Regions from separate parts of the Homo sapiens genome. Here region 1 is linked to region 2. The links are chromatin contacts, found by Hi-C or POLR2A ChIA-PET in ENCODE. All regions are on one chromosome and are shown on one strand. Each heading gives the region's core, a stretch centred on a gene start or an enhancer-like site at or near the end of the contact. The rest is flanking DNA. Distances are from core to core; before and after follow the strand shown.

Region 1 (4,476 bases), core at 484-2,983, 170 kb after region 2:
AGTAATTTATAATGAACAGAAATTTACTTCTCACAGTTCTGGAGGCTGGAAAGTCCAAAATCAAGGCACCGGCATCTGACGAGGGCTTTCTTTCTGTGTCTTCACAGAGTGGAAGAGCAGAAAAGAGAGGAACCTACTCCTGCAAGCCCTTTTTATAACAACATAATCCATTCGTGAGAATGGAGCCCTCATGACTTACACACGTCTCATTAGGACCCACATCCCAACACTATTGCATTGGCCATTACGTTTCAACATGACTTTTGGAGGGGACAAAAATATTCAAACCATAGCAGAATAAGTTTTTTGGAGTGTTCCCCCAGAGGAATACGTTAAGACAAGGATTCCAGTGCAAATAGTGCATACATGTTTCAGTTATCTATTGCTGGGCAATGAACCACCCCAACACTTGGTGGCTTAAAACAAACAACCATTATTTGCTCACAATTTTACAACTTGAGCATCAGCTAGGGCAGCTCAAGTGGGGCTGGAAGAATTGTTTTCTAAAGAGCTAGCAAGTTGGTGCAGGCTGTTGCCTGGCAGCTTGACAGCGGCTATGCAGGCCTCTCCATGCGGTTGCCTGGACTCCCCCAACAGCACAGTGACTGGGTTCCAAGGCAGATGAAGTGGAAGCCACCATGCCTCTAAAGGTCTAGGCCTAGAACCAGCACAGCATCATGTTGCCACGTGCTATTGCTCAAAACCATCCCAGGCCCAGCCCAGATTCAAAGGAATGGAGAAAGACACTTTGTTAGTTTGCTAGGGCTGCCTTAGTAAAGTGCCACACAGACTGAGTGGCTTATTTTTTTTTTTTTTTTGACAGTGTCTTGCTCTGTCGTACAGGCTGGAGTGTAGTGGTGTGATCTCGGCTCACTGCAACCTCCGACTCCTGGGCTCAAACGATTCTCCGCCTCAGCCTCCCGAGTAGCTGGGATTACAGGCGCCCGCCATCATGCCCGGCTAATTTTTGTATTTTTAGTAGAGACGGGGTTTCACCATGTTGGCCAGGCTGGTCTCGAACTCCTGACCTCAAGTGATCCACCCACCTTAGCCTCCCAAAGTGTTGGGATTACAGGCATAAGCCACCACGCCTGGCTAATACTGAGTGACTTTAAACAATAGAAATTCATTCTTTCACAGTTCTGAAGGCCAGAAGTCTGAATCCAAGAGGTCAACAGGGTTGGTTCCTCCATGGGGGTTCTGAGGAAGAATCTGTCCCAGGCTTCTTTCCTGGCTTCTGTGGTTGCCAGCAATCCTTGGCATTCCTCGGTTTCAGCAGCATCACCTCATCTCCACCTCTGCAGTCACGTGGTATGTCTGTGCATCTGTCTCTGCCTCTTTGCATGGCCTTCTTCTCTCTTTGTGTTTGTGTGTCTCTGTGCCCACATTTCCTCTTCTAACAAGTACATTCGTCATTAGATTCAGGGCTGCTCGCCCTAATCCAGTATGACCTCATCTTAACTTGATTACATCTGCAAACAGCCTGTTTCCAAACGAAGTCATATTTACAGGTACTGGGGATTGAGACCTCAACATATCTTTTTGTGGGACACAATTCAATCCATAACAACACCCTATCTCTTAGTAGGGGGGATGACAAAGAATTTGCAACCATCGCTATTCCACCCCAATCAGAATGATCCCAGGAAAGGAAGCAAGGAAGCCAGCAGAGAAGGGAAGGAAGCCAAGAAAGCTTATGTAATCAAGGCAGCTGTTACTGTGGGCAACTGGGGCTCAATCCTACCAGGGATCTCTGGGAGACGGCGTAGAACACGCCTCAAAGTTTCCCCAACAGAAGGATGAGGCAGCTGGAGTATTTATCTGCTGATCCCCCCGTCACGGCTGCATTTCTGGCCTGCCCTGCGTGCTGAAAGAGTGCACAGCCAGCAAAACTCCCTCAGGCCGAGGCATGGGTGTTTGAGGCTACAGGCAGGCGGGTGGGGCACCAAAAGTGTCTGCTACAAAGAGCAGGTCAAGACAAGCCACCAGGAGGAGCAGAGATGTCCCCTGGCAAAATTCCAATCCCACAGGTTGAACCACTAGCGAGGGTTGCAGGGTACATGGGGCTACAGAAATGAACCCTAGGGGCCACCCCACAACCATGTAGCTAGGGAACCAAGGCAACCAAGCTCCAGGATGAGGCTTAAGGGAGCAGCTTCCCAGCCTGGGAAGACAGAGCGGGGCAGTGGGGAGCTGGGTCTGCCACAACCACATCCCCTACTGTGGGGGCTAAAGTCCAAGACTGGAGCATGGCTGGGCCTCGGCGTTCACCCTAGCAGCTTTTCCTGCCCAAAACAGTTATTCTGACCCAAGTCTCAGGAAAAAAGAGGAGGCGGGAGGCCACAGAGAAGCAGGCTGAATGTTTTTCGCTCTCTGTTTGTCACCTCCCCTTGCTCACCCCACAAACCCTCGCAGGCTCTCATGGCCTGCAAAGCCGCCTGCAGAAATCACAGCCATGAGTTTCTCATGAATGATTTTAAGTGATTCTTGCTCTGTCCATGGAGGGAAATCACTTATTGAAAATCCAGCAAAAGCCTGGCCAACTGAGGGCTGCTCTGACAGCATGGCCACTGGCGTTCAAACCACAAGGGGTCCTGGGAGAGAAAGGGGATCCTTGGGCCAAGGCAGGCATGAGCCCGAGGCCATACCCTCAGAAAATCAGGCCACTGTGCCCCCACTCTGTGCCTCGCACGCATGGTCTCATTTAATCCTTCCAACCCGTCATTCGCTGGCTCAGTCATTCGTTATGCAACGAATAATCACCCAGCACTTGCTGTATGTCACTCGCTGTTGTGGGCCCTGGGAAACTGTGGTGAACAAAACAGATTTAAAAAAAAAAAAATCCCTGCAGTCAAGAGCTTACATTTTTGTGGGAAAGAAAGGTAGCAAACAAATAAGCCAAACATGTAGTTTTATGGTAGTGAGTGGGAAGGAGAAAAGGAGACAGGGAATATAGGAGCTGGGGTTTGGGGAAAGGATGCAGTTTTCAAAAGCGTGACCAGGGACTTACTTGCTGAGAAGTTGACACTTCAACAAAGACCTTGAGCAGTGCAGGAAGGAGCCCTGCAGACAATACAGAAAGAGCAGGCCAGGGAACCGCATAACAGCAGAGGGAATAGCCAGTGCAAAGGCCCTGAGGGAGGAGTGAGCTCAGTGTATTCCAGGAACGGCAAAGCAGCCCATGTGGCTGAAAGGGAGGAAGGGAGGGGAGGTGAGTGGCCTTGAGCTCAGAGAAGGGAGGGGGCAGGAACCAGACCAGCCAGGGCCTTCCTAACACCCTTGACTTTCACTCATATAACACAGGAAGGCTCTGGAGAATTGTGTGCCAAAAGGGACAGGATCTGACTCGGGTTTCAGGGGATACCTCTGGCTGTTGTTTCCAGAACAGACTGTAAGGGGTGAGGACAAAAGGGAGGACCTCAGTGACCAGTCATTCTCCATATCCAGATTCTCAGAACCACGAATGTAGTCATAAATATGATTTTAGCAAGAAGTGTTTTTAACTTCACTACTAGCATTCTACAAAACCTACCTTCATTATTCTCATTTCAAAGATAAAGTAACAGGCCAGTTGGTGGGTACTTTGACCAGGAAAGCTCTAGTATGAATTTCCCATGAGGCCAAGGAATATGAAAACCCAAATTTCTGACTTTTTTTTTCTTGTTGCTTCCTCCTTCCTTCAGGTAAAACACACACACACACATAAACACACACACACACACACACACACACACACACACTTGTTTCATCCCCTGGTCTTTGAGTTCATGCCCAATTCCTTCTGGTCTTTTCCTTGGGAGGCAAAGTGGCATGAACCCAAGCTGAGGAATCAGATGGGCTGGGCTGAACCCCAGCTCTGCCACCCACCCATGGGCAGGGCAGTTTACAGAAACACAAATCTGGGCTTTACCTCCTCCTGTTGTAGGGTCCTTTCCCCTCCATGGCCCTAGGCAGTAGCCAAGCCTCCGTGTTCCCCTGCCTTTGGGCTTTATGGGCAGGGCCGCATCTGATGTTCTCAGGCACTCAGGAGCCAACCCTCCCTCCCAGGCTTTTGTTTTCAACTGAAACCAAAGCATCAAAAGGATTATATGAGATCAGCCATTCCCAGAGCCTGTTTTGTATACCGATGGAGGTACACGGACCCATGTGTGTCTATGTGTTTGTGTATATATATATATATATATATATATATATATATGTTTGTGTGGCGGGCGACCTTGCTGGGGATAGACCTTTTTTTTTTTTTTTTTTTTTTTTTTGAGATGGAGTCTGGCTCTGTCACCCAGGCTGGAGTGCAGTGGTGCAATCTCCGCTCACTGCAATCTCCGCCTCCCGGGTTCAAGCAATTCTCGTGCCTCAGCCTCCCGAGTAGCTGGGATCACAGGTATGCACCACCATGCCCAGCTAATTTTTGTATTTTTAGTAGAGAAAGGTTTTCACCATGTTGGTCAGGCTGGTCTCGAACTCTTGACCTCA
Region 2 (4,569 bases), core at 532-3,031:
CCTACCCACACACCAAATGGATACTCACCAAGCATTCCTTTTTTTTTTTTTTTTTTTTTTTGAGACGGACTCTTGCTCTGTTGCCCAGGCTGGAGTGCAGCAGCGTGATCTCACTGCAACCTCCGCCTCCCGGGTTCAAGCTATTCTCCTGCCTTGTAATCCTAGCTGGGATTACAGGTGCGTGCCACCACACCCAGCTAATTTTTGTATTTTTCATAGAGATGGGGTTTTGCCATGTTGGCCAGGTTGGTCTCCAACTCCTAAGCTCAAGTGATCCACCTGCCTCAGCCCCCCAAAGTCCTGGGATTACAGGTGTGAGCCACTGCACCCGGCCTCACCAAGCATCTCTGATAAAGGAGTGCAAATTTGAGCAAAGGAAGCAAAAATGGCAGGAATGAAAATAAAGGTATTTGTTGAGTGCTTACTACATGCCTGGCCCCGTGCTATGTGTTTATAGGCATTATCTCATTATCCCCATCTCACATGAGGTGAGGTGGGGAGGAAACAGGCTCGGAAGGGTAAAGGAATCTGCCCATAGTTCTACCACCAGTAAGTGAGGGACACGAACACATGCCTACCTGCTTCCAAAGCGCTTGCCCTTCCTCACTTTTCCAGCCCAAACTGGGACACAGGAGCAACTTAAGAAAGTAGGCTGGGGGAAAACTTGACCTGATGCAGGAACATATAAATTATATTAAGAAATGCCACAGGTCACACCTCAGTCACAATCACAGGAACGCAAGACCTTTATGCCATGAATCTTCCCTGACCACCAAAATTTAGGAATTAAGAATCTGCTTCTTAGGATTTTTTTTTTTAATCCTGTGCTTGGTCCACAGGAATGGACACTCCCTCCTGGCCAGCTTGCCCACCCTCCAGGCCACAGTTTGCACACTGTTTGTCTCCCCGAGAAGAGCTACCCCTCCCTCCCTGGCTTATGCTGGGCTTTGTGCGAGATGGACCCTGAGATGGTGACTGGTGTATAGGATCCTGATTGGAGGCTGCTGTCAGGAACAATGCCTGTGAGGGAGAAAGGGCTGCAGGATGGGGCAGAGGGAGAAGCTGAACTACAGTGCAGTTGCAACAGAGGCCTCAGTCAACTCCAAGGCAAGTTCTGGGGCTGGGATGGCCCTTCAGAGATGTCCTAAATTGAGGCAAAGGGGTAAGTCCTTGCATAGTCTCCCCCGCCTATAAACCAGTCATTGAATGAGTTGCCCTCCCGGAAGGTGGCAGGGCGCTCCCTTGGACAAGGCAGCTCAGCCAGCTCCTATCAGCTAAGGACAATTCCAAGTGGGCAGCGGTCCCCACCCAAACCTTTGAAGGGGGTAGTTATATGGTGTGCTCCTGAATCCACCATCCCATCCAACAAAACTCCTGCTCATCCTTCAGTTGGCAGCTCAAGCTTGACCCATTCTTTCTGAACTCCTAGCCACTCCCTGAGCCCCTAGACTCGCCACTATTTCCATCCGCAATGATGGCCCTGCTTCAGAAATGTCAGATAACTCCTTACCCTCCATCTCTAGACAGTGAGAAATGGAGATCACCTTTACCACCTGTTCCTGGCACAAAGAAGCCTCCCCTAGGTGCTGAGTAGATGGATGTTGCATGGGAGGTGCCAGCAGGCCCACGGGAATGTTCCAGCTTCCACAATTTCCTCTCTATCAGTGACTCAAAGTGTCTACGTTGTTTCTGCCGATGACATACAAGCACAGAGAAAGCTTGCTCCCACAGCCAACCTGGCAACCTCTCTTGGGCTCAGGCCAAGAAAGTCCTGTCCTTGTTCCCTTCCCTGTCCAGTGTTCTGCTGTAAGTCCACTTCCTAGCTAAGAGGGCCAAGCACATTTAGAAGCCTCCGTGCCAGGGAAAGCCCAATGCCATTGCCAACTGCACTACATCGCCGTTCTTCTGAAGGAAATTACTATTGATCCCACAGCTCTCCTCCCCATGCTGTTTGCCGGGGACAGCCAAGGATTCCCGTGCCAGCTGGGCTCCCACACGGCTCGACTGTTCCTGCACCAGATGGCCAGACCAACACCCTCTGGCTGCCGCACGCTCCCTGGGAGACGAGGCTCTGACGTCTATCAGCCTGGCTTTTTGTGCACAGGGACGCCGGGGTCAGGGATTACAGGGCCAATCACATTACACTAAAAATCTCTGCACAGCGTAAAGATTTCCAAATCCCAGTGGTTATCAGTGTAACCAACAAGGCAGGGAAACTGTTTCTATAGCCTTAACTTTCACTGCTCTTTTCACAAATATCAGTTGAATGCCTCCGTGGTCTGAGGGATGCAATGGTAAACAAGACAGTCCCTACCCTCAAGCTAGTTATAGTCTACTGGGGTATAGGTTAGGTAACCATATCATTTATTGTTCAAACTAGGACACTTTTGAGAAAGTAAAAGGGGTGTTTTTATCGTTAAACCAGGGTAGTAGGCATAAATAAGGAGGTGTTCCAGGCAAACCAGGATGTTTGGGCACCCCAGATAGAGACACAGCATGACCAAAATGGGGGGGAGTTCAGGTCATGGGGGCATAGTACTGTTAGGTGGCGCCACAAGATGGCGCAATTGAAATACTCGTAGCTTTTCTTTGTTTTTGTTTTCTCTCTTGAAAACTAATTTTTCTTTCCATTGCCACAGAGCCAGTAGAACCCTTCCATGGTGTGCTGGAGCCAAAGGGTACTGGTTTGTGAGATCAGATCATCAAATTTTCAGGAATTTTTGCCAATTGGTTACTAAGCATAGCCATTAATAAAAATTAAAAGAAGTAAAATAAAAAATAGAATTATAATTAAAATAATTAAAATTTAAAATGGAGTAAGTCATATTAAAAACAAAGGTAATAAATACTGAAAACTCACACCTTCCTGACTGCTTTGCTACAGTTTACTATTATTTACTCTCATGAGGTTATTTACCCTTTCATGACTGTGTGGTAGAAATACTATGTAAAAGGCAGGGCATGGTGGCTCACACCTGTAATCACAGCACTTTGGAAAGCTGAGGCAGGTGGATCACGAGGTCAGGAGTTCGAGACCAGCCTGGCCAACATAATGAAACCCCCTCTCTACTAAAAATACAAAAATTAGCCAGGTGTGGTGGCGGGCACCTGTAGTCCCAGCTACTCTGGAGGCTGAGGCAGGCGAATCGCTTGAACCCGGGAGGCGGAGGTTGTAGTGAGCTGAGACCACACCATTGCACTCCAGCCTGGGTGAGAGGGTGAGACTCTGTGTCAAAAAAAAAAAGAAAAAAGAAAGAAATACTATGTAATGCTGTGTCCGTGTCTTTTCAACTCCATGGTCAGCACCATCACGTGGGCAGCTTGAGACTGGCTGTGGTGGGAGTATTTGCATCATGGAAATCAGCAGATACTACAAGTCAGGGCTTGGGGGGCAGGGAGCCAGTTGTTAAACATTTACTAGCACATCACCAGAATCATCATTTAAGTTCAATAATTTATGTGGCTGATTTCATGTACTCTGGGCAGTTCTATCACATTCCCCAAAATTATAATGTCCGCTCTCACCCAAAACAACACAGAAAGTTGGGGGAGGAAGGGGTTATGTTCTTCCCATAACCTAATCTGAACACTGAGGAAGGAGGAGCCCACACAGTTTAGTGCTAAGTGCCACAGTGCAGATAGGTGAATCAGGGAGTCCACCGCCAGGGTCTAGACTGCTGTGGAAAGCTTACCCCCAGGGACAGATGCCTAACATTTGCATATTCAAATTGACCAGTGGGGAACTCAGGATATCTTGTCTGTGATTGGTGGGATGACTTAGGGACTGCCCATGGGTACCACTTGTGCTGTGAGTCAGGGCCCCAGTAGCAATGGATGGCAGACTCAGCAAGAGGGTTAACTGACAAGAGTTTGTAAAGGGACTATTTACAGAGTTGTGGGCAGATTACAGAAACCACAAGGGATAGGGAAGTACCCTGGGACTAGCAACAATGGGAAGCTGCCACCACTCCCTGGACTGAGGGAGCCAGGAGTGGGGGCTGTTAGCAGAACCTGGAAAGAGCTGTAGGTGAGGGCTGCTATGGGACGAGGAACGCAGCCACCACCAAAAGGGCAGCCCAGCTGTGGAAATAAATACCCAACCTCTGACTCCTCCTACCTGCCTCCCATTGGCCAAGCCAACCAGAAGCCAGTGGTCAAGGCAGCCCAAGGGATCCAGTCCCCAAGGATCAAGGATCAGCCTCCTGGGCACAGAAAGTGGATGGGGTGAGGGGAGGGCAAATAGATCTGCCCGGCCAATATGGTGCTGCCCCTACCAGTCTGCTGGCTTGAAGAGGATGTGCCAGAGACCACTCACCTGCATGGCTGGCCCAGTAGAACAAACCACAGGCTGGCTGTGGGCCTAGAGGCAGGCAGGCCAGCCGGAGCCTGGCAGAGATATACCAGAGTCAAAGGAGGGCCATCCAAGACCGTCCAGTTGACCTAAACGTGATGTGGAGAGGGATGTGTCTTAGCTACACCTATGTCCAGAATTAAGCCTCTGCACAGGTGTGGATTTTACCTCGAGGCTAATAAAGCTTAAAGTTCAGGGCCTTGACTCGCACAGTCCCC

What was found. Hi-C counts contacts between places; a loop is a spot of excess contacts on that map. ChIA-PET counts read pairs that join two places held with the same protein, here RNA polymerase II (POLR2A). Pooled maps may share reads with other maps.
Region 1: a pooled map shows a loop between it and region 2 (2.8-fold over the local background). The contact joins two enhancer-like sites. A Hi-C loop is called at or near these places in 1 of 168 maps with a recorded cell type or tissue (Caco-2) and 2 of 50 pooled maps. POLR2A ChIA-PET finds 5 or more read pairs at or near these places in 2 of 52 experiments (Caco-2 and WTC11).

The regions. Positions count from the first base shown.
Region 1 is chrX:39,982,563-39,987,038 of GRCh38, forward strand. No RefSeq gene overlaps it. Among named protein-coding and RNA genes, the nearest start is that of LINC03053, 24 kb to the right of the region's middle. Within about 2 kb of position 1,734, at least 3 of the 41 ENCODE cell types and tissues checked have a DNase peak (open chromatin) inside an H3K27ac peak, as active enhancers do.
Region 2 is chrX:39,812,035-39,816,603 of GRCh38, forward strand. No RefSeq gene overlaps it. Among named protein-coding and RNA genes, the nearest start is that of MIR1587, 23 kb to the right of the region's middle. RefSeq lists an enhancer at 2,622-2,681. Within about 2 kb of position 1,782, at least 15 of the 41 ENCODE cell types and tissues checked have a DNase peak (open chromatin) inside an H3K27ac peak, as active enhancers do.